2 separate regions of the Homo sapiens genome follow, and region 2 is linked to region 1. Evidence: read pairs that join two places in POLR2A ChIA-PET (ENCODE). Cell type or tissue: GM12878. All regions are shown on one strand.

Region 1 (2,500 bases):
TATTTTATGCTAGTTCCCAATTATACTGAAGACTCTGGAGGTAGGGACCAGAGAAACTTTAGTGAATCCAGTATAATGCCCTGAACATAGTAGTTGCTCAGTAAATACTTATTGAAGGAATAAAGAAATGATATCATTTTAACTCATCTTGCCACTATTAAGCTAATATTCTATAACATCTTTTTTTACGTTTTATTTTTGCATAACCTAAAGGGCTTTACCTTGTCTTTCTAGGGGGCAGAACATGATTTTTTGGCCACTAACTCTAGCTATTCACTTGGCTTTCTCCAGGGTGGAGGTACCAAACCCAAAGAAAATGGGGTCAGTAAATGATCTCAGTTTCTCCCAGGCTCAGGTTAAACACACAACTTCGCTTTACAGGGATTTTCTGTCTTAACATTTTGAAATACTACAAGCCCCTGTTTATTGCTATGGTTTCCGTCAGTGTCTCTAATAGCTCTATGCAGCTTGTGGCTAAAAAAAGGTAAGACGACAAATAGTGAGTAGATACAGCTACTGGCTATGCCTGGTAAGTCTTACTTCCTTTCTTCTGTGTATGGCCGTGGGACATAAAGAGGAGGAGAAAAACAACTTACCTGTAAAATATAGGAAGCTAATTCAAACACCACTTCGCTGTCAACGTCAATAAGCTCCTGAAAGGAAAAAGCAACAAACGAAGACAAGTTTGGTATTTAACCACCATTTTTTTCTTTTATTTTAAATGACAGCTCTTCTTCGGGAGGATTACTTGAGCCCTGGAGTTTGAGACCAGCCTGGGCAACATAATGAGATGCTGCCTCTACAGAAAATTTAAAAATTAGCTGGGCAGGGTGGTGCACGTCTGTAGACGCAGCTGTTTTGGAGGCTGAGGTGGGAGGTTGAGGTTGTAGCGAGCTGTGATAGTACCACCGCACTCCAGCCTGGGTAATGGGGTGAGTGAGACCCTGGCTCAAAACAAACAAACAAACAAACAAAAAGCCTTATTTTCTGAGGAATTGCTCAGAATCCCCAATATTCATAGAACATCTTGAGTCTCTGAGACCACACCCTGAATTATTCAGTCCTAAACACTCCCAACATCGTTTTTACTGCTCTTAGCTGGGATGGACTAGGGGACCTGGGCCTACCCGACTATCTCAAGGGCCTCACCTTTAAATCTTTAGAGAAATTAAGAGGCAGACTAGGCCCCAGCATTTTACAAACCTGTTTGTTAATGTTATTAATCACTGGAATAGGGATGCTTGACAACAAAATGCATTTTCTTTAAAAACTAAACTTCAGAACTTTCTTTCTATAAAGAAAGGCTTTCTTGAAAGGCTGTTTTTTGAAAGGAATGTTACAGTGGGATTGTAACTCCTTAAAATTAAATAAAATGTAAAAATATAGTTCCTCGGTTGTACTAGCCACATTTCTTTCATGTGCTCAATAGTTCAGTGTCGCTAGTGACTACCGTATCGTCAGCTCAGATACAGAACGTTTCTACCACTGTAGAAAGTTCTATTGGTCAGCAACTGTTACACAGTGTAAGTTTAACAATGTTTCTGCCTATTAGTTCTTCCCCCAAATACTTAATTGTGATCTAGGGACGTGGTCTTCAAAGCACTTAAACCTCTCCTTGGTTTTTGAAAAAATTCCTTTTCTCTCTCTCTCTTTATATTTATATTTTTGAAATACATATTTCAAAATGTATATAGTTCATATCTTTTAACAGCTTTTTTCTTTCTCTGAGACAGAGTCTTGCTGTGTCACCCAAGCTGGAGTGCAGTGGTGCGATCTTGGCTCACTGCAACCTCCTCCTCCCAGGTACAAGTGATTTTCCTGTCTCAGCCTCCCGAGTAGCTGGGACTACAGGCATACACCACCACACCGGATAATTTTTTTGTATTTAGTACAGACGGGGTACCAGGTTGGCCAGGCTGGTCTGGAACTCCTAGCCTCAGGTGACCTGCCTGCCTTGGCCTCCCAAAGTGTTGGGATGATTACAGGCATGAGCCACTGCACCCGGCCAAAACAGCTTTATTGAAGTATAACTAAAACACCTCAAAAACTGCATATGTTTAATGTAAACAATTTGATGAGTTTGGACAGATGCATACACCCATGATACCATTACCACAACCAAGGTAATAAACATATCGATCACATCCAAAGATTTCCGTGTGTGTGTGTGTGTGTGTGTGTGTGTGTGTGTGTATGGTAAAAACACCTAGCTGGGCATGATGGCTCACACACTTTGGGAGGCAGAGGCGGATGGATCACTTGAGCCCAGGAGTTCAAGACCAGCCTGGTCAACGTGGCGAAACCCCATCTCTATTAAAAATACAAAAATTAGCCTGGAGTGGTGGTGTATGCCTGTAGTCCCAGCTACTTGGGAGGCTGAGGTGGGAGGGTCCCCTGAGCCTGCGGAGGTTGAGGCTACAGTGAGCTGTAATCATGCCACTACACTCCAGCCTGGTGACAGAGAGACCCTGCCTCAAATAAACAAACAAACAAACAAACA
Region 2 (2,500 bases), 250 kb after region 1:
TCTTTCCTTCCTTTTCTTCTGTCCCTCCCTCCCTCCCACCCTTCCTTTAATCTTTTCTTCCCTTCCCTTTCTCCTTCCTTCCCTCCCTCCCTCCCTCCCTTCCTTCCTTTCCTTCCTTTCTTCCTTCCTTCCCTCCCTCCCTTCCTTTCATCCTTTCTTCCCTTCCTCTTCTCTCCTTGCTTCCTCTCTTTCTTCCCTTCCCTTTTCTCCTTCCTTCCTTCCTTTTTCTCTTCCCCTCCCCTCGCCTCCCCTCCTTCCCCTTCCCTTCCTTGACTCTCTCTTCCTTCCCTTGCCTTGCTGGACTGCAGTCTAGGCTTCATTTAATACTTGTCCTCCATGAGCAGACAGGCAAATGAGATAAAGGATGTTTAGACTGAATTGTGCAGTTTGACTCCTGCTTATCCTTGCTGTGGGAGAGGGTGTGGTGTTCTAGGATAAGTGGTCAACTCCTCGCTTCTGCCATGACACTGCCCATGCTCTTCTTGTATTCTGTACCAAGCTCCATGATACTGGCTTCATCCTTGTCTAAATGAATTGTATTATTTTCATTTATTGCTTATGTTACATCATTCATTCAACCATTATTTTATTGAGTGTCTAATAAAATAAGGCAATTCTCTTATACGGCATATTCTATTACAGGCACTATTCTAAAGTTTTAAAATATATAATTTAGTTAGTTCTCATGACACTTTATCAAATAGGTACTCTTATTTTCCCTGGATGAAGACAAAAGGACTGAGGTACAGAGACTGAAGTAACTCACTCAGGGTCACAATGAGAGGCTCCAGTGTCCATTGACCGCCTCCCTCTTCTGTGTCACTACAACGGATCAAGTGCTGAGCCAAGAACTGGGGATGCAAGATAACTTTTGCTTATTGGAAGAGTTTTCTTTTGTTCCTCAAACTCAGCTCCTCTCTGTGATGAGGCGTCTGTGGTGAAGTGAAAGACTGCTGGCCTTAGCCCTGAGTCTGCATGTGAAAATGTCATCACAAGGGGAAGTAGACCTGGCCCTCTTCCAGGGCAGGGAGGAAAACGCAGCCTGTGCTGCATGGGAACTTCACGTGCTAATTGGACATCCCAGAATCTCACTAAATCTTTATCATAGCAAGCATCAATCACTCAATCTTCATCATAGCGAGCATCAGTCATAGAGAATGTCAAGTCTGCTGAACACCTACCCAACAGGATGAAACAATGTTTGTGAAAGTTCTTTGTAAACAAGACGTGTGCACCTTCCCTTTTCTTCCAGTCTCAATTCTGCACACGGTTTTCCTGTTGTCTCATTTGCCACAACAGCCTCCTGCACTTCACCGTCTAGCCATCTGCCTCTTCCTGTCTGTTCTGCTATAAGGTCCACGTTTCATCTGCCTGAATTCCTTAAAGGCCATCCGGCTTAGCCACCTATTTTGAGTGGTAAACAGACTTCTTCTTGAACCTTTGAGAGCTCCCTGTTTAGTAGATTTCATTTGAGTAACTATGAGTACAGAATTAATTCACCCAGGTTAAGACCCCCTATCCCCATCAAATGAAAATCACACATGACAAAGGAAGCTAGACCTTATCCTCTTGCAGGGCAGGGAGGAAAATGCACCATCTGCTGCATGGAAACCTCATGTGAAAATCAGGTGTCCCAGGATCTCACTCGATCTTTCTGGCAAGGATCTAGCCATAGAGAATGTCAAATATGAATGACCCATGTGGAAGATTTGTCGGTATCTGTGTCAGAAGGCCTTGCCTTATGGACATCAAGGACAAGGCCCATCAGCATCCTTGCAGGCTGTTCAGCTCGTCATCCACAGACAGAGATCTTGCTCACAAGCTGCAGATGGATTTTATGCCTCCACACGAAGGTCCTTCACATCTGGTCTTGATATGATTTGTCCCCAAAAGAACTCCACTTGCCCTTCCCAGCATGAGGCCAAATCAGGTCATCAGTGGCTATAGCCTGGCTAAAGGCTATTCTACATGGTAGTAATGGCTTATTGTGTGTGCTATTAGGAGTGATGTCATGCCCAGGGTTTGAGGAATAACGCTCCTGCAAGATGGCCATGTGATTAAACGGGTAATAAGCTGACCTCTGTGAAGCTGGCTGTGTAGATTGGCTTTCAAGATCATTTTGCAAAGCCCGTTTTCATGTGCTGTCAGTCGTGGATGGATTTTGATAACTAGCATTGATTTGCCATGTTTATGAAGTGCAGTTTCACAGGGTAAACTGTGTAATTGCACCTGGAATGGCAATATAAATAACGTCCTTATCTATGGTATTGACTGCCCAGGATTCGCTGAATATATATAGCATACCTCCAAACAGAGCCAATAGCTGTTGACTCAATTTTTACTAGGCTTAGCTCTCAAATTTCAGGTGTCTTAATAAGGATTGGGTGGCGAATGATCAACTTTTACATCTGTTTCTAATTTCCATGCTTCCTTTTCCAGGAGGAGAAATTTAACAAGCAATTTTCTTCAACAGGGGAATAGTTCATCTTGGTTCAAGTAA

What was found. ChIA-PET counts read pairs that join two places held together with the same protein. Peaks named below come from ENCODE experiments on the same cell type or tissue, not always from the same donor. Only the 100,000 strongest peaks of a DNase experiment are listed, where the experiment ranks them.
Region 2: POLR2A ChIA-PET joins it to region 1 with 6 read pairs; 1 of 35 experiments calls an interaction of 5 or more read pairs at or near these places.

What each region holds. Positions count from the first base shown.
Region 1 is chr10:13,762,028-13,764,527 of GRCh38, forward strand. FRMD4A (FERM domain containing 4A) reads right to left here. Exons shown (of 25, transcript NM_018027.5): 7 at 597-653. Among named protein-coding and RNA genes, the nearest start is that of PRPF18, 180 kb to the left of the region's middle. In GM12878, no CTCF peak of the experiment used is centred here; no DNase peak of the experiment used is centred here; H3K27ac peaks cover 581 bases.
Region 2 is chr10:14,015,155-14,017,654 of GRCh38, forward strand. All of the region lies in intron 2 of FRMD4A (FERM domain containing 4A), which reads right to left. Among named protein-coding and RNA genes, the nearest start is that of FRMD4A-AS2, 25 kb to the left of the region's middle. In GM12878, no CTCF peak of the experiment used is centred here; a DNase peak (open chromatin) is centred at 1,057; H3K27ac peaks cover 933 bases.